Regions from separate parts of the Homo sapiens genome. Here region 2 is linked to region 1. The links are chromatin loops, found by intact Hi-C in ENCODE. Cell type or tissue: gastrocnemius medialis. All regions are shown on one strand. Links, peaks and the distances in the headings refer to the core of each region. The heading gives the core; the rest is flanking DNA. Region 1 overlaps CMSS1 (cms1 ribosomal small subunit homolog). Region 2 overlaps CMSS1 (cms1 ribosomal small subunit homolog).

What was found. Hi-C counts contacts between places; a loop is a spot of excess contacts. Peaks named below come from ENCODE experiments on the same cell type or tissue, not always from the same donor. Only the 100,000 strongest peaks of a DNase experiment are listed, where the experiment ranks them.
Region 2: it touches region 1 in a loop (2.2-fold over the local background); 3 of 110 quality-filtered maps call a loop at or near these places.

The regions. Positions count from the first base shown.
Region 1 is chr3:99,902,483-99,914,334 of GRCh38, reverse strand. All of the region lies in intron 1 of CMSS1 (cms1 ribosomal small subunit homolog), which reads right to left. All of the region lies in intron 4 of FILIP1L (filamin A interacting protein 1 like), which reads left to right. The region is part of intron 1 of LOC105374010 (a long non-coding RNA gene); the gene reads right to left. Among named protein-coding and RNA genes, the nearest start is that of MIR3921, 56 kb to the left of the region's middle. In gastrocnemius medialis, for the core only: no CTCF peak of the experiment used is centred there; no DNase peak of the experiment used is centred there; H3K27ac peaks cover 2,500 bases.
Region 2 is chr3:99,839,047-99,850,898 of GRCh38, reverse strand. All of the region lies in intron 1 of CMSS1 (cms1 ribosomal small subunit homolog), which reads right to left. FILIP1L (filamin A interacting protein 1 like) reads left to right here. Exons shown (of 6, transcript NM_001387850.1): 5 at 1-2,604. The region is part of intron 1 of LOC105374010 (a long non-coding RNA gene); the gene reads right to left. Among named protein-coding and RNA genes, the nearest start is that of HP09053, 21 kb to the right of the region's middle. RefSeq lists an enhancer at 6,903-7,404. In gastrocnemius medialis, for the core only: no CTCF peak of the experiment used is centred there; a DNase peak (open chromatin) is centred at 4,247; H3K27ac peaks cover 2,500 bases.

The DNA of each region.
Region 1 (11,852 bases), core at 5,421-7,920:
ATTCAGGTTCTCATGGCCTAGCATCACTGGTCTTCCAAAAATAAAAAAACTTCCATTGCTCATTCTCTGAAATGTCTGAGGCTTCCTCCTTCATATATCCTATATCAAGTCTTAGAGTCCAAATCCAGGATCCTGGCTTACCTTTCTCACCACATGACATATTTGGCAACAGCTCACAACACTCAGTACTGGCCCTACATGGTCCTGAAAAGTCTGATTTGTTGAAAATAGTGGGATCTAAGGCCCACTTTGCCAAATTCCCTCTCTAATTTAAATTCAGTTAGTTTGGAGTGTTTGAGAATTCTTTATCAGTTTCCTATTTAACTCAATTTCTACTTGCCAATCCTCACTTCTTTAAATTTCCTCCCTACTTATCATACACATACACTCCATTTATTTCCATGAATTTCTCAGTAACACTCTGAAATATCCGAGATGCCTGACAAACTTGTAGCTTCAGAAGATGTTTCAGAAGAAACGCATTAGCAAGATTCATGAGACTGAATATGTGTTTTCTACGTTTTTTCTTTTCTTAAAAATAAGTAATTTCCAACTCACAGCTTTTTCACACTATATCTTGCATATATGCTTCAGGGTCACGCACATAGCCCTGCTCTCACTTCCTACTCCTCAAAGATAATCCACCATGAATAGTTTCTTGTATTTATCTTTAAAAAGATTATTACAAGCATATATCAGCAATTCATGAAGATCATACAATACTTTTTCTATTCTTTTTTTAAGTGGTTGCATATTATTCAATTTTATAGATGCAATTCATTTAGCCAGGCCACCTTATGAGCTTTAGATTGTATCCTTTTTATTTCCTATTAAACATTCTTTGGTTAATTGATTCTCAGTAACTTCAAATGCCTCTTACTTTCTACTTTCCTTTAGAAATAGGTTAATCACTGGTAACAGAGAGATACCACTTCATATCCACTACGATAACTTTAATCAAAAAGATAATAACAAGTATTGACAAGGATGTGAAACTGGAACCCTCATATGCTGCTGTGTAGTAATGTAAAATGGTGCATTGGAAAATAGTCTGTCAGTTCCTCAAAAAGTTAAGTGTAGAATTATTGCCTTAGTCCGCTGGGGCTGTGATGACAAAATACCAGAGATTGGGTGGCTTGTAAACAACAGAAATTTATTTCTCACAGTTCTGGAAGGTGGAAGTCAGAGATGAGGGTGCTAGAAGTATTCTGGTAAGGGCCCTCTTCTGGGTTGTAAACCGCTGTCGTCTCCTTGTTTCCTCACGTGGTGGAAAGTGGGTGAGAAAGTTCTTATGAGGGTCACTAATTCCATTCATGAATGCCCCTCTAACCTCAAAACCTAATTATCTCCCAAAGGCTCCACTTCCTAATACCATCACATTGGGAGTTATGATTTCAACATAAGAGTTTGGGGGGACACAAATATTCAGTCCATTGCAGTTACCATACAACTCAGCAATTCTACTCTTAGGTACACACCTAAGAAGATGAAAACACATGTCCACAAAAATCTGTACACAAATATTCACAGCAGCATTATTCATGATAGTCAAGAAGTGAAAACAACCCAAATGTCCATCAACTGAGGCATGGATAAACAAAACTGTGGTATATCCATGTAATGGAATACTACTTGTCAATTGAAAAGAAGCTCTGTGGGCCAGGTGCGGTGGCTCATGCCTGTAATGCCAGCACTTTGGGAGGCTGAGGCAGGTGGACTGCTTGAGCCCAGGAGTTTGAGACCAGCCTGGGCAACATGGCAAAACTTCATCTCTACAAAAAATACAAAATTTAGCTGGGTGTGCTGGCATGCACCTGCAGTCCCAGCTACCTGGGCGGCTGAGGTAGGAGGATCACCTGAGTCCAGGGAGGTCAAGGCTGCAGTAAGCCGAGATCACGCCATTATACTCCAGCCTGGGAAACAAAGCAAGACCCTGTCTCAAAAGAAAAACAGAAAAAAGAAGCAGCAGCCCTGTGCCCATTAAGCAGTGACACTACAGCCGCTAGAAACCACTGATCTCCTTTCTGTCTCTATGGTTTTGCCTATTCTGGGCATTTCACATAAATGGAATCATACAAGATGTAGCTATTTGTCCCTGTTTTCTTTCACTTAAAATAATGTTTTCAGGGTTCAGACATGTTGTAACATGTATCAGTATACTTCATTCCTTTTTATGGCTGAATAAAACCAAAAAGGTCAGTATGGATGTATAACTTGATTGATTTAAATGACCAACAAGATAGATATAAAACTATTGATGATAATGTAGATTTCTCATGAGATAAAGTTTCACTGTGTTCTTAACACTCTAAAAATTAAAACTTTTAATGTTATTAGGAAGCAAAGAATAAAGACTTGGAACTGAAAGCAAATGATTATTTGCTGGAAAAAAAAAGAGAGAACGAACATTTTGGTTATATGTGAAAAGAGAGAAAATGGGGGATATTTGTTATCCATTCTTTCATTTAACTTAACACTATGCTTGGAACTAGGAACTAGGAAAAAAAAATAATGAAGAAGACATGGATCCTGTCTTTGAGGCCCAGGTGGAAACATAAGTAGAATGAGTTAATTAATTGTGAGCTGTAACAGAGGCATGTACAAGAGTGCTCAAGGATCTGATTAGAAAGATGGATTAGCTCTGCAGGGAGCGAATGTGAAGGTTTCCCAGCAGGCAGCAATTAGCTTCAAGGCTGAGTAGACTTAGCAGGCAGAGAAATGCACTCACAGGTACATTAAAAAGATAAATTTATGGAGTTAAGCCTCGGGTGAGGATGAGTATTTTAGAGCCAGGGCATACAGACCCTGTATGCCACAACCTTGGATTTCCCCTTTATCCTGAGACCATGAGACATTCGTCATGCAGAAAAATCTCAACCCACCACTGGCAAGTTGTTAGAGAACCTAGAGTGTATACAGGCCTTGTGTTAAGTGTGTCTAGAGTCAAATTTGGAAACAACTTAACAATAATAATACTTATTATTTTGTTATAATAACATATAATATATATTATATAATATATAATAACAAAAACAACAACCAGAAAACTATTACGAGCAAAACACCCAAGAGAAATGGATTTCACATTATCCATTATTGTACAACTTCCTGATAAAAACTTACTTTACAGCCAAATAGGATTGAAGAAATACATTTCCATTTGGCTGAAGCAAATGGAAAAATAAATCTCATTTCATCCTAAATCCCAGAAAGGGAGATGTGGGTGTGTAATGCGCTACCTAATCCCTTTGCCTAGCCTAAAATTGGCTAATTACAGCAACATGTGAATGAACAAACGGCAATGAGATATAACCAACTGGAAAAGAGAAAGAAACAGGAGCGTCTATTTATTTCAACTGTAACCTGAGCTCTGCCAAGAAGACAGGCCAGTCTCCATCTCTTCATCCTTGAAAAGGGTTGCTCAGCTAACCTTACTTAGAGAATATAACTGCCTTTGGCCATTGTTTGAGTTTGGGCCCAAGTTTCTTGGGCAACATTAAAAAAAATAACACTAGTTATGTGTTGATGCTTCCATCTATAAAATGGGCATAAATATTCTAGTTATCTACTTTCTTGCATGAGGGTTCTGAGAAGAGTATGGGTAACTATTTGGGCAAAGAATTTGAGATCTATAGGCCAAAGGGAAAATATAAACCCCATAAAATGTTTATTTACATATGGAGATAATAGTTAGAATTATAGCGTATTACTTTTTTTCAGCCTAAGGGCTAAAACATAATACTCCCCAGGTTACCTACAAAAATTGTTTCCTTGGAAAGTGGTAAGGGGTACTGGATATAACAACATGCATCTGCCACTTCACCTAGCACCTAACAACTGTGAAGACATGTGTTTGTTTACTTTAAAAGCTCTCAGTGATAGGAAGATTTATTAAAGAAATGAAACATTTCACCTCTAAAAGCTCACAGAACCCTGTTTTTGTTACATTAGTCTTGCCAGGAGAATTCTGAATGTGTTTGCATTCTATCAGTCGACAGTGTGAGTCAGTGTGTCCCAAACCAGTTTTCTAACCAGAAAGCTGAGAAGTTTGATGACACATTTAGGTAAACATACTCACTGGATGAAGTTATTTAAATTTTTATAGCCTTTTAATCCTCTCTAAGCCTTTGAAATCCATACAGGTTTTTAGACAAGATTTAAGTTCTTGTAAGTCAAAGAATAGAAATTACGTATAAACCAACTCTATTAAGAATTTCACAGGTTCTGGACATCTAAGAATACCTAATATTATACTTGAAAGTGCAATGAGGGTGAGCTGACCCCACACTGAAGCCCTTCACTGTTAAGTAATCAGCCTTATTCTTAAACAAAATTTCAGCTCTGAATACACATTTTGCCCCGAGAACTGAAATTTCTCACTCATTTTGGTCAGATGACAACAGCTCTTGTTGACAATGATAAATGAACTCTGAATATGAAGGGTTCACTCAAGTGAAAGAACAGGAAAGGGGTTGCAGACTGTGACTTTCATCACCTACTCTCCATGCAATTTCAGAATTCAATAGGCAGTTGAATGGAAATGGAATAAAAATGTGGCAAAATATACACTGAGGTTATCTAAATTAACTATAACTGATAGCAACTTTAAGTTATTATGAGTTAAATAAAATTAGCAGTGTGATGGACTTTTTTCATCTGTATGATGAAAAACATGACACACTTGATACCCTATTATTAGCAGTATTATTATTTCTTTATGCAAAGATTTTTCAAGTAAATCTACTCATTCTCTTACTCTAGAGAGTTTCTGCTTCACCTAAAAGAAATCTTGCCCTTGCCATGAATGATTATGTCTGCAGGAAAATTTGACTTTTCATTATTCACAAATTTGTTAACAAGTAACTATTGTACAAGGGGTGGCTCTAACTCCTTTTGATACCATGACTCCACCCACACCCCAGACCCCCTCACCTGACCCAAGGCTTCCACATCATTCCTACATGGATATATATGAAACATACACAAGCACATGGTACAGTGTATACACACAATCAAAATTCAATTTATTTTGCAGGTAGCACCACCAAACCCTAGCTCAGAGTACCTCTGCTCCATTTTCTGTTTGGTATTGGATCAGACAGAAAATTAATTTTATGAGAAGAGGCCAGAACTTGAAACAGGTGTCTCCCTGCATGTCTTTCACCCATAGCCTCAACTTGAAGCTCCTAAATTATGACACTTTAGCCATCTACTTGTTCAAGAAATGCTGCACTAGAACATTTGGTTCTTACATTTTCCAGGTAAGCATTCCTTTGATGGCCTGTGCACACACACATGCACACACAAAGGTTCTCCAATAATTTTTTTAAGTATAGAGTTGTTAACTGGTAAATTATTCACAAAGAGTAAATGGGGTCAGAGTAATCTCACACAGAATTTTAACTAAATCCCTGAAGCTAATTAAGATTCCCATTAAAAGAAAGAACACACACACACACACAATAGGAATTTTTTTTTGTAGATGGTAGATTCTATTTTGTATATTCTATACAAAAAATACAAAGAAAGGTCTCTTGTAAATAACTTGATAATTAGTGATAATAACAATTACATTTAATTAAATATTTACTGTCAAACACTGTGCTAAGCACAGTAGATTATCTCATTTAATCCTCCTAACAACCTTTTAAAGGAGGTAATATTATTGTCCACATAATATTCAGATAATCACCCTGAAGAAGCTCAAAGACAGTAACTTTCCCAAGATCACACTGCTAGTAACTGGAGAGGAGAATTAGGCCTCAAGGACTCTCATATCTGAGCTCTTAACACTTCTTTGCCAGTGGTTCCCAAACCTAAGTGATCATCATTATTGCCTGGGGAGACACTTAAAAGTATAGATTCCTGGGCCCAACCCCAAACATACTGAATGAGAATCTCCAACAGTGGAACTTGCAGATAGGAACATAATGGTATTTCAAATATGGTTCAAATGTTCTTTTAAGATGCCAAGAGAACACGAGTGAAGCCAGTTGTCACATAGTTGTCTAAGTCAAATCATCTGCCTTCAATAGAAAATAGCATCTCTTTTTCCACATATACCTCTTCTCACTTTATAATAGAAAGGTCTTATTTGCTAAAAGGTCAAATTAGGTAATGGACATACTATGTCAGCAATTTGTACTGACATATCCAGCTGCATGGGCTATGTTATGGAAGATGAAAGTGATACAGCACAGAAATTCTGCTGATTCAGAACTGCCGAGTTAGAACTTCACTGACAGAGAAGACACAAAAACAATTGGACAGTTTAAAAATCCTTGGCCATGCTCATTGCATGACCAGATCAATATTTACAAATATTCAATACACAGTTTCAGTACCTGAAAAATTTACTTATCATCTAGTTCATTTATTCATTCATTTCAAAATGCTTACTGAGTTCCTTCCATGTGCCAGGCACTGGATCACACATATGGCCCTTGCCCTCAGGAGGAGAAAAGCATTCAGGTGGTGGAAAAAGAGGTGATCACTGATTAGGGGATCAGGAATGGCTTGATCTCCTAATGGATCCAGATAGCATTAGCGTTGCACATTAAAAGACAGACATAGTTCAGACAAGGAGAAAAAGAGAAGGGAACACAAAAATCATTATAGGTGGACTTAATAGCATAAGGGAAGGGGATTAGGGCAAAAAGAGCAATCAAATTCAGGAAAAAGCAAGGAATATGGTTTGGCTTAAGTACACATAATGTGAAAAAACAGTGGAAGCTATGGGTGCAATGTTATGTTCAGCAAAGAGCTGCAGATGTCAAAATAAAGGGGTACGCCAGGTGCGTTGGCTCACGTCTGTAATCCCAGCACTTTGGGAGGCCGAGGCGGGTGGATCATGAGGTCAGGAGATCAAGACCATCCTGGCTAACATGGTGAAACCCTGTCTCTACTAAAAATACAAAAAATTAGTTGGGCGTGGTGGTGGGCGCCTGTAGTCCCAGCTGTTGGGGAGGCTGAGGCAGGAGAATGGCATGAACCCGGGAGGTGGAGCTTGCAGTGAGCTGAGATTGCGCCACTGCACTCCAGCCTGGGCAACAGAGTGAGACTCTGTCTCAAAAAAAATAAAAAAGAAAATTAAAAGGGTAATAGGTAGTTAAGATAACTATTCCACACCATTCCATCAGCACTATGATAACGTGACAAAGTATTAAGAGTACAAGAAGCTGAAGATCTGAGTTGAAGGGCTGCTTCCAGTATATGCTAACCAACTCTGTGTATTTGTTGAAGTCTAAATAACAGTAAGAGTCCCAAAAATATGTTTATTTAGGTTTAAATATACTCTAATTATTCAAACAAGTTTTAAATTATCTAAACATTATTTAAATAAACTTAAATATTATTTAAATAAACTTAAAAGTCGTTCTGCTCCATGAAACCATTCAGAGTTGTCTTCATCCACATGATCAATACTGAAACTCTACCATATCTCTGTTATAGGGCATGGTAGGGAGTTAGGGCATGGGTGGGGAAAATGGCAAAATACATGAAAAGTGTCTTGCTTTCAAGTTAGGGATGACCATCTCTTCTACTTATAGTTCAATGATCCAATCCAAACTCACATAGCCACTTCTCAGTACTGGAAAAGCTAGAAATGTCTGGTTGGGCAGCCATATACCCAGGAAGAGGGGGACAATTAAAGTTTTGAGGAAAACTCAGTCTGCCACAATCTTAGTGCAAACCACTTAACCTTTCTGTGTTTCAGTTTTATCTTCATGACCTTGAAGAAGTTAAAAATTTCTTGAAAAGAACATAAAGTCACCAATCATAAAAGGTTAAAAAAGTAAGACTTTATTGAAATAAATAAGTTATGTTAATCAAAATACAACAACAGGATGAAAAGGCAAGTTACAGATTGGGAGAAGATATTTGCTTATGTATAACCAACAAAAGACTCACATACAGAATATATGAACAACTCCTATAAACCAATAATTTAATAAAAAATAAGACTGACAACCCAATATAAAAGAAACAGACTTGAAGGGGCCTTAAAGAGAATATGCAAATAAGCATGTGAAAGGGAGTTTCAACATTATAAATCATCAGGGAAATACAAATTAAATTTACAACGAGGGAGTACTACAGCCCTACCAGAAAGGCTAATATTTATTTACTTATTTAGAGACAAGGTCTTGGCCCTGTCACCCAGGGTGGATGGAGTACAGTGGTGCGATCTCCGCTCACTGCAACCTCTGCCTCCTGGGCTCAAGCGATCCTCCCACCTCAGCCCCCGCAGGTAGCTGGGACCACAGGCATGCACCACCATGCCCAGCTAATGTTTGTATTTTTTGTAGAGACAGGGTTTCTCCATGTTTTCTAGGCTGGCCTTGAACTTCTAAGTTCAAGTGATCTGCCTGCCTCAGCCTCCCAAACTGCTGGGACTACAAGCATGAGCCACTGCGCCTGGCCAGAAAGGCTAAATAAAAAGATATTACCAAATGTTAAAGAAGTGAAGCAACTAGAGTTTGCATACATTTCTGATGGCAATGTAAATTCCATTTATATGAAGTTGCATTTCCATTAATATGAGAGTCCACATGCATGCAGTCCAAAACAGACAGAATTAATCTACAGTAATAGACATCAAATGGTGGCAACCTCTCAGTAAGAAAGTGGATATCAACTGGAATGTGCCACAAAGGAGGCTAGTGGCAGAGTTGGAAATATTCTATAACTTAATCTGGATAGAGACTATATAGTACACACATATGTAAAAGTGTATCAATCTGTATGCTTAATATTTGTGCACATTTAGTAAAAATAAATTATACCTCAATAAACGAGAAAAATGGAGAAATAATGATTATGCTATAAGATGTAAAATGGAGTATGTTACATGTTCTAAAGATGCAAGACATACAAAGACTAGACCAGCAATTGCTGTGGGCCCTGATGACAAGAAGATTAGTCCTAGTAAGAGCAATTAGAAGACTGGTAGAGGACAAGAGAGTTTGGCTTTGGAATCCTGTGGTTGAGGAACTGGTGAGATATCTAGGAGTAAGTGCACACATGGGACTAGATGGAACTCAGGCCAGCAGTGGTGAAGGTAAAAATTTGGGAGTTTCAGCACAGAAGGGAAGTTGAAACAGTAGTAGATGATAGTCCCAGGGGAGAAATACTGTGGAAAGCAAAGAGTTGGCCTGTCCTGGCAAATGCCTACATTCAAAGGGGGATAAGCTATCTAGGAAGGTAGACAAGAAGCAGTCTATGAAACAGAAAGAGAACTTGGAAAGACCAGTGGGAGTCACCAGGCAGTCAACTATGTTAACTGGCATGGAGCAGTGGCAGAGGATGAAGTCAGAGTGAAGGCTTTTGGATCTGAGGATGCCACCAATGACCTCTGAGAGAACAATTTCTTCAGAATGGTAGACACTGAAACCTGACTTCAAGGACCCAAAGAAGGTGGTGAGGATGTAGACGTAAAGAGTGTAATAATACTCCTTCAAGAGGTTTGCCAAGGACTGGTAGGAAAGAGAGAGGCTGGTCACTTGTAGAAACAGTGAAATTAGGGGGAAAAGCCAACTGAGATTGAAGATTCTAGAGCAAAAGAGGATGGATAGAACGAAGTCTCGCAGAAGAGAAGTGGGTGTGGGAGGCAAGAAGGAGGTAGTTGCTACAGTGATAATGGGGTAAAATTAGCATGAATCTAAAATTGACTGGAAGGCAATAAGCAGCCATAAAGAAAAGTAAAAACAAACAAACAAAAAAACAAAAAAAAGAGAAAAGTAAGGAAACCTCAAGGCTTACTATGTTTGAAATAAAAAGATGTCAAAATAACAAGAATTAATGTTTGGAAGGCTCTTTGACCTCATTTTAATGGAATATCCTATTCTAAAGAAGCATAGTAAATATATTTTTAAAAAGCTCTATTTTAATTTGATAATTCAAAAATGCTAGGGCTGAAAACACTGCCTTCATAGAAACCAAATAAATTTTTGCCAGGCAGATTCTACTACTGAAAATGGTTACAAATACTTGATTGGATAGCAATGTTTTCTCTCCCTACTGAAAGATCTCTTCCAAGATTAGGAACAAAAATACTAGCAAATGATGAAAATAAAATAAGCACATTCTAATGGTGAAACAATCTGGCCTATGGCCCTTATAGACCTTTGTTTATTGTAATGAAAGCCATACACTTATCATTAAGAGCAATAATAACAAAAACATTCATCACACTCACTATTGCCAGAAATGTAAAGTGCTTGTCTGAAAATTGGGCAGCTTAAACCAGGTAAGCAGATTTTAAGGTCCAATCAGATTCTGAAATAGGAGTGTTTGCTTAGAAAAACAAGATGCATATCTCAACAGTTACTCTTCCTGGCCAGAGATCTTGCTTAACTCAATTAGCTTGGGCTTGTTTCTATTACTTGAAGCCATATTTTTCTATTACCAAATGAAGAGTTTTTTATTTAGGACAAATGAGTACCATTAAATGAAGCAGCAGGGGACGACAGCTCTATTATTTCTTATTTCTGCCTCAGAAATAAGAAAAGAGCATTGTGTAGTTTTCTATATGAAGCATCTTAGTAAAAAAAGACACACTTTTTTGGGGGCCACGTCACTGATCCAACCAGCCCAGGGTCCCAGTTTCTCATGGTAGCTACAAGGATGTTGTGTAGGGTCCTGTTAAGATGCAAGCTTAAAAAATGAATTACTCCTAACAGCCAATTTTTGGAATCATCCATAAATCTATCAAAATTCTTCTAAACCTACTTTTTTTTTGGTCCACCTAACCCATATGGAAAATTCTTTAAAACATGCATACATGGCCGGGCGCGGTGGCTCACGCCTGTAATCCCAGCACTTTGGGAGGCCGAGGCAGGTGGATCACGAGGTCAGGGGTTCGAGACCAGCCTGACCAACATGGTGAAACCCCGTCTCTACTAAAAATACAAAAATTAGCTGGGTGTGGTGGCAGGCGCCTGTAATCCCAGCTACTCAGGAGGCTGAGGCAGGAGAATTGCTTGAACCCGGGAGGCGGAGGTTGCAGTGAGCTGAGATCACGCCACTGCACTCCAGCCTGGGTGACAGAGCGAGATTCCGTCTCAAAAAAAAAAACATGCATATGTGTATACATATACACACATGTATGAATACACACAGATTTATGACGTGCCAGCTACTGTTTTAAGTGCTTCTCTCTTAAACTTTAATCCTCATAACAACCCTATGAGAGAGTTACTATTATAAGCAGCATTTTGCAGATGAAGAAACTGAGGCCTGAGATGATAAATAAGGTACCTAGGGACACAAAAGTATAAATGGGCAGGAAAGGAATTAAACCCAGAAGTTTGACCATTTGTTTATATCCTTAATCATGAAACCTCAGATTCTAACAGTTCTAGGTTTAGGTGAACAGGAGTATTTGTCCTGCCACACTGCTTATGATTTTATAGATTTTAGTTGCTTTAAATAAATCACTTTCATAGATTTTTTTCCTCTTTAATCTATCAATTTATCATCTAAATTTCAGACTATCTTCACATGGAAGTTACCCCATTACCATTCTGTCTGTGTAACCTCCAAATTCTGTTAAACCTTTTCCATGACAGGCAACTAGAATAGTAGAAAGCATAACATGGATATGCCTGATTTTTAATAAAAAATAAGATCACACTATTGATTTAGTGTGAATCTCTTCCTGACAAGCATTTTGTTGACTTGTTAATCTTTTTGGTTGTCCAGTGTCTACTGGTAACAATGGACTATAATCCAAGGTTTCTTCCCTGGATCAAAACTATAGTTTTCAGATATAGTTTGAATTACTACCCTTCACACCATTTCCTCAGAATGAGCTGACAGCTAGATACCCTTATATATCAAGATAACTTCCT
Region 2 (11,852 bases), core at 3,066-5,565, 61 kb after region 1:
ATCCAAGAGCTGACCACAAATGCAAAGGAAACACATACCAAACTAGCCCTTGCTGAAGCCAGAGTTCAGGAGGAAGAGCAGAAGGCAACCAGACTAGAGAAGGAACTGCAAACGCAGACCACAAAGTTTCACCAAGACCAAGACACAATTATGGCGAAGCTCACCAATGAGGACAGTCAAAATCGCCAGCTTCAACAAAAGCTGGCAGCACTCAGCCGGCAGATTGATGAGTTAGAAGAGACAAACAGGTCTTTACGAAAAGCAGAAGAGGAGCTGCAAGATATAAAAGAAAAAATCAGTAAGGGAGAATATGGAAACGCTGGTATCATGGCTGAAGTGGAAGAGCTCAGGAAACGTGTGCTAGATATGGAAGGGAAAGATGAAGAGCTCATAAAAATGGAGGAGCAGTGCAGAGATCTCAATAAGAGGCTTGAAAGGGAGACGTTACAGAGTAAAGACTTTAAACTAGAGGTTGAAAAACTCAGTAAAAGAATTATGGCTCTGGAAAAGTTAGAAGACGCTTTCAACAAAAGCAAACAAGAATGCTACTCTCTGAAATGCAATTTAGAAAAAGAAAGGATGACCACAAAGCAGTTGTCTCAAGAACTGGAGAGTTTAAAAGTAAGGATCAAAGAGCTAGAAGCCATTGAAAGTCGGCTAGAAAAGACAGAATTCACTCTAAAAGAGGATTTAACTAAACTGAAAACATTAACTGTGATGTTTGTAGATGAACGGAAAACAATGAGTGAAAAATTAAAGAAAACTGAAGATAAATTACAAGCTGCTTCTTCTCAGCTTCAAGTGGAGCAAAATAAAGTAACAACAGTTACTGAGAAGTTAATTGAGGAAACTAAAAGGGCGCTCAAGTCCAAAACCGATGTAGAAGAAAAGATGTACAGCGTAACCAAGGAGAGAGATGATTTAAAAAACAAATTGAAAGCGGAAGAAGAGAAAGGAAATGATCTCCTGTCAAGAGTTAATATGTTGAAAAATAGGCTTCAATCATTGGAAGCAATTGAGAAAGATTTCCTAAAAAACAAATTAAATCAAGACTCTGGGAAATCCACAACAGCATTACACCAAGAAAACAATAAGATTAAGGAGCTCTCTCAAGAAGTGGAAAGACTGAAACTGAAGCTAAAGGACATGAAAGCCATTGAGGATGACCTCATGAAAACAGAAGATGAATATGAGACTCTAGAACGAAGGTATGCTAATGAACGAGACAAAGCTCAATTTTTATCTAAAGAGCTAGAACATGTTAAAATGGAACTTGCTAAGTACAAGTTAGCAGAAAAGACAGAGACCAGCCATGAACAATGGCTTTTCAAAAGGCTTCAAGAAGAAGAAGCTAAGTCAGGGCACCTCTCAAGAGAAGTGGATGCATTAAAAGAGAAAATTCATGAATACATGGCAACTGAAGACCTAATATGTCACCTCCAGGGAGATCACTCAGTCCTGCAAAAAAAACTAAATCAACAAGAAAACAGGAACAGAGATTTAGGAAGAGAGATTGAAAACCTCACTAAGGAGTTAGAGAGGTACCGGCATTTCAGTAAGAGCCTCAGGCCTAGTCTCAATGGAAGAAGAATTTCCGATCCTCAAGTATTTTCTAAAGAAGTTCAGACAGAAGCAGTAGACAATGAACCACCTGATTACAAGAGCCTCATTCCTCTGGAACGTGCAGTCATCAATGGTCAGTTATATGAGGAGAGTGAGAATCAAGACGAGGACCCTAATGATGAGGGATCTGTGCTGTCCTTCAAATGCAGCCAGTCTACTCCATGTCCTGTTAACAGAAAGCTATGGATTCCCTGGATGAAATCCAAGGAGGGCCATCTTCAGAATGGAAAAATGCAAACTAAACCCAATGCCAACTTTGTGCAACCTGGAGATCTAGTCCTAAGCCACACACCTGGGCAGCCACTTCATATAAAGGTTACTCCAGACCATGTACAAAACACAGCCACTCTTGAAATCACAAGTCCAACCACAGAGAGTCCTCACTCTTACACGAGTACTGCAGTGATACCGAACTGTGGCACGCCAAAGCAAAGGATAACCATCCTCCAAAACGCCTCCATAACACCAGTAAAGTCCAAAACCTCTACCGAAGACCTCATGAATTTAGAACAAGGCATGTCCCCAATTACCATGGCAACCTTTGCCAGAGCACAGACCCCAGAGTCTTGTGGTTCTCTAACTCCAGAAAGGACAATGTCCCCTATTCAGGTTTTGGCTGTGACTGGTTCAGCTAGCTCTCCTGAGCAGGGACGCTCCCCAGAACCAACAGAAATCAGTGCCAAGCATGCGATATTCAGAGTCTCCCCAGACCGGCAGTCATCATGGCAGTTTCAGCGTTCAAACAGCAATAGCTCAAGTGTGATAACTACTGAGGATAATAAAATCCACATTCACTTAGGAAGTCCTTACATGCAAGCTGTAGCCAGCCCTGTGAGACCTGCCAGCCCTTCAGCACCACTGCAGGATAACCGAACTCAAGGCTTAATTAACGGGGCACTAAACAAAACAACCAATAAAGTCACCAGCAGTATTACTATCACACCAACAGCCACACCTCTTCCTCGACAATCACAAATTACAGTAAGTAATATATATAACTGACCACGCTCACCCTCATCCAGTCCATACTGATATTTTTGCAAGGAACTCAATCCTTTTTTAATCATCCCTCCATATCCCCCAAGACTGACTGAACTCGTACTTTGGGAAGGTTTGTGCATGAACTATACAAGAGTATCTGAAACTAACTGTTGCCTGCATAGTCATATCGAGTGTGCACTTACTGTATATCTTTTCATTTACATACTTGTATGGAAAATATTTAGTCTGCACTTGTATAAATACATCTTTATGTATTTCATTTTCCATAACTCACTTTAATTTGACTGCAACTTGTCTTGGTGAAATACTTTAACATTATAAAACAGTAAATAATTTGTTATTTTTACCATTGCTTGCTGAATTTTCTTTTGGTCATTCTGTGTTATATTTCTGCATGTACAATAGAATTTTGTCTTTTGCTTATAGTCTCTATTAATTCTTCCTTAAAAACAAACAGGACCTATGTCCCATTTATGGTCAACTTCTAATCACATATTAGAGGAGAGAAAAGTGGTTCAAATAAATAAAAATTACATCTCTTTGATTTCAAAGTGAACTATAAGATCTTTCAGAAGCAAACATAACTTCATGCTTGGGATATATTTCAGTATCTCTAAGAGCCCAGCACAGTGCTTAGACTACATTAGGAACTTAAATGTTTATAATAATGAAATAAAATACTACCGAATAATTTTGGTTTTCATGAGCACATAGAAGCAGATGATAAAATTAAAAAGCTCTGACATGTGATAGGAAGCCAGAGAAAGTACATTTGGAAATATAGTTACATTGACAAATCAAGAGTTGACTGTATTTCTACCAGAGATCAAACCTCCCATAGAACATGTATGTCTACAACCAAATCTGGAACCAGCCACTGTGACATAAACTCTTGAACACTCTACTTCAAAGCAAAAAAAAAAAAAGAAAATGTCATTCTTGTTTCTTTTTCCTATGGGGTTCCCAAAACAGTTTGAATTACTTAATGTAGGTGCTACCTACCCTGTTCATAAGGGGCCTGCATTCAAAAGCTTACAGTTTTTTTTTTTGTTTTAACCTCTTACAGTTTTTTTTAAACAAGCAAATAAAAGCCAAAGATAGTTATGAACATAAGCTATAGAAAAGGCATATTTAAAAAATACAGTATGTTAGTTGAAAGAAGTAATATAGTGTGAATTTCTTCTGTGATTATTATGCCATTTACAATATAGATGAGAATAACTCAGCCGAATCCTCCTAGAAATTCTGATATCTGCCTCATGGGAGTCCCTGGGGATAATCCATACTTCTGAGCAGAGAACAACAGCTTTCAGGGAACATTTAAATTACAAGTATGGTCCCCAAGTCACATTCCAAAACGACGATTTCAGACAAAGTAGCTTATTGCCATTTCCCTTTTTCTAACCTCATAATTGTTAATTTAGTGTGGTTAATTTTATTGCCAGTTATTGATTTTAAATACAATTCATTTAGACATCCAGGCAAACTGTGAAGATCTTTAAGAATAAAAGGAAGCTTTCACAATTATCCTCCTTTCCCCTACAAAATCAATTTCATGATAGTAAAGCGAGGATTTGTTGACAGAAACACTTCCATGGTGACGAACTGCAACACCAACGCTATGGGCTTGCATCATCATTAAATAAATTTGGATGAAAGCTGAGGCTGCTGATGAATGAGAAAGCTTCTGTTTAAACACATTTATCTTAGGAATCAACAGTGACCCAACTGTATTACAAAATACATGATGGTCTAAATGTTTATTAAAACTGTTTTTAAGTCACCTTGGGCCAGAACTCTAGAAGGAATGGCAAACTTAATTTTAGCTCTTTCAAAACAGACAATGATAATGCTGCTGCTTCATGAGATCTTTTTCTAGTTACTGAGAGTGGGTACATGTAATATTTTGGAAGGCATCGATCAACTGATCATAAAATTATGAACAATGGAAATCAGAATTTAAGAACAAAGTCTTCCCAACTTTGTCACATAATGGCATAAACAAAACACATGCTTGTGTGGCACTGGGGGAAACAGATAAAGAGGCAGAGATAACCAGCCAAGGGATTCCCATCACCCCAGGTTCCTCTTGGCTGTCCCAAGTGCTGGTGGGGGACGGGGGGAGGGAAGAAATCCATTCTTGGCACACTTGTAACTAATAGAGTTTGGGAGCCAAATTTGGGCTATTCATCAGCCCACCCATTTTGAAAGGATTCAATTTCTTATGTGAGCTACAGAAATTCTCTATAATAAAGTTAACACCATAAGTCTTGTGTTCTATTATGATAATGCACAAATTCTCATTTAATCATTTGTTCCAGATTTTAACTATATAGAGGCTTCCTAAGTAGTTAATCTAACATAACTGGAAATTTACCAAACTTTCAAGGAATACCTCTTTTAGAAGTACCTCTACTGGGAGGATTCCTTCAGTATAATAATTTGTATCAGCATCAAAATAAATTTTAGGAGACAGATTAATAACGTGTAGATTATTACAAGTGTTACTAATTAAAGTTCATAAAGGCAGCATAATTTCTGCAAAACATCTTTTTTTCTATAGAATTACACCTAAAATGACACAATGTAGATTTCTGGCCTTTAATTTTGAAAAGATTTCTTATATTTTTTTGTGTGCGTGTGAGAGAGGAGAGAGAGAAAGAGATTGGAAGATTACAGAACTTCCTTTTTCATTGACAGATAATCATAGAACTCCCCCAAAAACCAGGAAGGAAAGAGGAAGTGACACTGGAAAATCTTCAGAAATCTTCATATGAAATATGTGGGGGTGGAGGGTTGTATTCTTTGGTCCATGAGGGCTCACAGAAGATAGACTGTTTTTTCGTCTCTCTGAAAAACTCATACCATTCTTTCATTGGTCTAAGTCCTCGCTTCAGAACGAAGTTTCATTTTACTCACATTCCCACTATCTCTTTAACTCTTTAAAAGGTAGAATCCTATCACAGATTCGAATGATTTTATCATGTTTTTTCTATTTAAAAGCAATGGCAAAACTTTCCCCAGGAGGATGCCACTGCTCTCTAGGGGCACTGACAAAAATAAAATTGTCATCCTTACTAGAAGGACATTGTGCATTACTACACTTGAATCTGTACACATAAGAAAGAATCTTGATACTTGTTCAATCAAGATCATGATAAAATTACATACACTCTTTGTAAGGTCTCCACAACTATATTTTACAATGCTAAGACATTAGGCTTGGGGTCTTCATGACACCAGTTTTATTAGTCCATTTTTATACTGCTATAAAGAATACCTGAGACTGGGTAATTTATCAAGAAGAAAGGTTTTATTGACTCACCATTCCTCATGGCTGGGGGAGGCCTCAGGAAACTTACAATCATGGCAGGAGGCAAAGAAAAGCTAAGGCACATCTCACCTGGCAGCAAGAGAGCGAGAGAGTGCACAGGGGAAACTGCCACTTTTAAACCATCAGGTCTCATGAGAACTCCCTCAGTATCACAAGAACAGCAGGGGAAACCACCCCACGATCCAAACGGGGATTTCAGTTAGGAGATTTGGGTGAGGACACAGAGCTAAACCACATACATAACCCATAAAGGATAAAATTAGGGGAGCTGTGAGATGGTCATAGAAGGGATATTTTATCAAAAATTTTAGAGATTTGTAGTCTAAGGATTCTATGGTCTTTACTGGTTGAAGTAAAACTCCCAATAAAAACGTTTTAGTAGCTTCTTTGATTCTGAATATTTACAAAGTGAGTCTCCTTTGAAATATGTTAGACAAAGGCAGGGAAAGACCTTTAAATTAACCAACACTCTAGCTTTTTCCTATACCCTGGTTTCTGTTATTAAGATTTTTTTCCTCCAAATAATCATTTTGCTTTGTAATCCCAAGAGAAAAGATAGGCAAAAATGCATGCCCCAAAACTCTTATAGATCAGCGTATCTCAGAGTAAAATCCAAGATACCTGTGTGAGAATCCCCTGATATTAAGTTCCACTCAGAGCTATCCAATGAGAACCTCTGGGGGCGTAGGGCCCAGAAAGCTGCATTTTAACAAACTCTTCTGCTGGTTAATTGTGCCCTAAAACGGTACTTCAAATTTTGATCTTTTTCTGGGCTAGCAATATGCTGTAAGATACTCTCTCCCAGTGCTGGGTAGTGGCAGTGAGCCACAGCTCCCAGTCAGCCACACAATCATGAGGGTAAACAACCGATACTGTACAGCAGCAGTTCCCAATTTGGCACAAGGGACTGTTTTCATGGAAGACAATTTTTCCATGGGCGGGGGGTTGGGGGGATGGTTTCAGGATGAAACTGTCCACTCAGATCATTAGGCATTAGCTAGAGTCTCATAAAGAGTGCTCAGCCTAGACCCCTCGCATGTGCAGTTCACAATAGGGTTCGTGCTCCTATGAGAATCTAATGCCACTGCTGATCTGACAGGAGGCAGAGCTCAGGCAGTAATGCTCGCTTGCCTGCCACTCACCTTCTGCTTGCCGCTCGGCTCCTAACAAGCCATGGACTGCTACCAGTCCGTGGCCCAGGGTTTAGAGGCCCCTGCTCTACAGTGTGCTGTGTTGCTAGACAATTTTGCCCAATTGTAGATTTATGTAAGTGTTCTCTGAGCATGTTTAAGGTGGGCTAGGCAAAGCCATGATATTCAGTAGGTTAGGTGTATTAAACATATTTTCAACTTTTAATATTTTCAACTCACAGTGGGTTTATGTGGTTCTAACCCCATCATAAGTCAAAAAGCATCTGTATTGACAAGCACTGGCAAATGTATTCTGACCATAGTCCCTCTCTTTAAATTACATCTGTAGTAGGAAATGTGGCTATTCTACCCTCTAGTGGCTGGCATGACAAACAGAAGGTTTATTCTCCAAGTTTTCTTTTTATTTAAAAGGAAAGCTCAATAAAAACTTCCATTTTATTGGGTGGGAAGATTCCCGGTTTTATAACTGTAGCAAAGCATAGATGCCTAAATCTTTGGCTGAGCTAAAGTAGGCTGTCTGACACCTACAAGGTCTGTTTCTCTCTCAATCCCAGGCCCTCAACTTAAATCTGTAGCATTTCTTGGGAAGGGTCCAGAACACACATTAAATAAGGCAGTTAGATGAACCAAAACAAAGGACTCCATTCAACTTATGGCACAGTGAAGCAAATACAAGAAAGAGCAAGGAAGACAAGTAGTTTACTAAGGTTCTCAAACCTTAAACCCCATTTAAATTCATTTTACTTAAACTTCAAGCCCTTTCCTTTCCAGCAGATGGACCCTTTCCATTCCTCAAGGTACATCAAGAAGGGTAAGGCTTTTGGGCAGTCAATATATCAGAGCAGCCATCCCCCAAAGGCAATGCTGTAGGGTAAGGAATCTTGAGGGAGTCTAGCGAGTTAACTGGCCAACACCTCTAAGTACTTCATAATTTGATAATGAATTAACACCATTTACATGGGAGCACTTACAAATCTGTCAACATTCCATCAGGTACCAGGTTTTACAGTTAGAATGCCACCATAAAAATGTATTCAGGAATAACCTTTGGCATTGCAGTCAGCCATTCCAGGGATAATCACTTTTATTTGTGGCATCATTTAAAATTTCATTGTCAAAATTGTTGATCAAGAGAAATAAAACTTATCTTATTATTTGAGGCAATATTTTGAAAAACTGAAACTAGTTTTCTTATTTTAGTGAGTTCTTCTTCCTCCTCATAGCCAAATGGTCCTGGTATGATATTTGAGGGGTTACCTGAGACCATCTTTTTTTTTTTTTTTTGGCCTGTTTTAATTTATTTATTTCAATAGGTTTTTGGGGAACAAGTGGTGTTTGGTTACATGAATAAGTTCTTTAGTGCTGACTTCTGAGATTCTGGTGCAACCATCACTCGAGCAGTGTACACTGTACCCAATGTGTAGTCTTTTATCCCTTACACCCCTCCCACTCTTTCCCCTGAGTCCCCAGAGTGCACTGTATCATTCTTATGCCTCTGTGTCCTCATAGCTTAGCTCCTCCTTATGAGTGAGAACATACAATGTTTGGTTTTCCATTCCTGAGTTACTTCACTTAGAACAATAGTCTCCAATTCCATCCAGGTTGCTACGAATGCCATTATTTCATTCCTTTTCATGGCCGAGTAGTATTCCATGGTGTATATATACCACATTTTCTTTATCCGCTCATTGACTGATGGACATTTGAGCTGGTTCCATATTTTTGCAATTGCGAATTGTGCTGCCATAAACACACTTATATGCAAGTATCTTTTTCATATAATGACTTCTTTTCCTCTGGGCAGATACCCAGGAGTGGGACTGCTGGATCAAATGATAGATCTACTTTTAGTTCTTTAAGGAATCTCCACACTGTTTTCCATGCTCGTACTAGTTTACATTCTCACCAACAGTGTAAAAGTGTTCCCCTTTCACCACATCCACACCAACATCTATTATTTTTTAATTTTTTTGATTATGGCCATTCTTGCAGGAGTAAGGTGGTATTGCACTGTGGTTTTGATTTGCATTTCCCTGATAATTAGTGATGTTGAGCATTTTTTTATATGTGTGTTTGCCATTTGTATATCTTCTTTTGAGAATTGTCTATTCATGTCCTTAGCCCATTTTTATGATGGGATTGCGCCTGTTTTGTTCAGCTCTTTAAAGGCTAGCCATATTTGGACAACTACAATATACAAATATAAGCCCTACAGACCTACAAAGCCTACCTCGTCCTCAGCCATTCCTGAGGCTTTTGGATAGGTGGAGGTGAGGTTACTAATGAATATTCATGCCTGTGGTGGTTACAAGCTAATACAGAGGGAATTGAGACTTCCGAGAGAGGACCTTTTAGAAAGGTCTAAACAATAGAGGGAGTTATCTGCTGTTCCGGCAAAAGGCAAAGGTGGTTGGTTATCTACATTATTTTTCTGCCACAGGCATAGTAGAAATGGAAAGCTCCAGTTTATCTGAAAACTCTAGTTTATAATTTGATATATTTGAAAGAAACAAAGGTACAATGTATTAACACAAATATAATTGTTCAAATGTACATATACTCTGGGCCAATCTGTCAATCAAGTGAGTGGAAACGATCCTTATGCAACCAAACTTGTGTCTCAGTGACATGCGCAGTGTCTTAGTATGCAATATGTTTTCTTCAAAGCATCACATGTACACAATCGATCAATCCACTGATCATGACACATTAAACTGTGTACCTCTTACTTGCCACTGGGGCAGATATTATGGAGATGAAAGATTCACTGCCCTTGAAGAGCTTATTAACCTGGGCAAAGAAATGAAACAAGAGTATCAGACAACATTTAATCAAGTGGGAAACTGTCAATCTCTACCAATAAACTGGAGATTAAGGAAGACCACAGTAGATTAACAAAGCCTCAGTTAAGTGAAAAGATTGGGGGAAGGAGCACTGGAGGCAGGCAAATAGATCAGGTTCTAGTTTATGCCTTTTCTAGTCAGCTGTGAGGCCCTGGACAAGTCATTTAACCTTTGTGAAATAAGCGAATTGAACTTGGTGATCTTTAAGATCACATCTGGTTCTAACTTCCAATGACTTCTGAATTTGAAGTCTTGCCACCCTCCTTAAATCATTTAAAATTCCTTTTGGGAAATAAAGTTGGAGCATAAATAAGCCAACAACCTGCATGAGTTTCTTTCCTCCAGAAATTAAACTTCTTCCTCATTTTTCCACTTACAGATGTCAAAACTACTAGATGTTTCCTTCTCTAAGATTCTATGAATTGGCTGGGCATGGTAGCTCATGCCTGTAATCCCAGCACTTTGGGAGGCCAAAGCGGGCAGATCATGAGGTCAGGAGTTCAAGACCAGCCTGGCCAACATGGTGAAATCCCATCTCTACTAAAAATACAAAAATTAGCCGGGCATGGTGGTGGGCACCTGTAATCCCAGCTACTTGGGAGGCTGAGGCAGGAGAATCGCTTCAACCCGGGAGGCAGAGGTTGCAGTGATCTGAGATCACGCCACTGCACTCCAGCCTGGGCGACAGAGCAAGGCTGTCTCAAAAAAAAAAAAAAAAAAAAAAGATTCTACGAATTAATTTCTTTTACCCCTAATCCTATCAGCTTTTTCTCCCCATTATTCTTTCAACTTTAGGACTATTAATGGTTTTGGCCTGGTAACTCTTTGTTGTGGGGAAGAAAGAGGTGTTCATGCACTGTATAATGTTTAGGAGCATCCCTGGCTTCTACTTACACACCATGTAGCATCCCCCAACTGTGACAATAATATCTCCAGACATGGCTAAATATTCCCTGAAGGGCAAAATCGCCCTCTGGTTAAAAATCACCACATTAAAGAGATGGACCAAGTGACTCTATAAGAGTTCCACTCTTATATAACACTGTGGGAAAAATCTGACAACTCATATGAAAACTCTTATGTCTGGTGTCTAGAGATGAGAACCTTGAATCTGATGAAACATAAGCCTCAAAGCAACTTTAAAAACCTATACTGAAGAGTTTTGTTGCATAATTGTTTCCACTTACTTGACAGACTGGCTGAGAGCATGTTCATACTTGAACATCTATATTTGTATTATTACAGTATTTTATACTTCTGTCTCTTTCAAAGATACCTGAATTCTAAACTAGAATTTTCAGGTCAACTAGAGCTTTCCATTTTTCATGTGCCCTTGGGAGAAATAAGAGTCTAGAAACCAACCACCTTGGCTTTAAATGGAGTCGGGGGAGAAGGGAATTGGTTTTCAGCAGGAATCCCAAGAATTGAAGAGATAACTCTCTACTGTTTAGACCTTTCTAAAAGGTCCTCTCTGAGAAGCTGCAATTCCCTGTGTATTATTAGCTTATAACCACCACAGGCATGAATGTCTTCTATTAGGATACAGGCTTCCTTCATTCCTCAACCAATCACCTACAAGAATGAACCAACAAATATTTATGAAGCATGCAATATTGCTCATTATTGTGCCAGGCAGCTATGCAGATGTTAAAGTTTGGAATAAAAGGTGGGAGTTAAGGGGTAGCTTAAAAGGTAACTAAGAGCTCAACACAGAGAAGGAACTATATAGACAGTAAGTACTACAGGATTTTAGAGGAAGAGCAGGTTACTTTCAGGTGGGATTTGGGGATCAGGCTTCAGAAACAGATGAGAATTGAGCAGGGGATACAGGATGGGGAAGACTAGGATATAGAGAAAAAAGAAAGGTGCTCCAAAGAGGTGCCCACAAGGTAAAGGTGT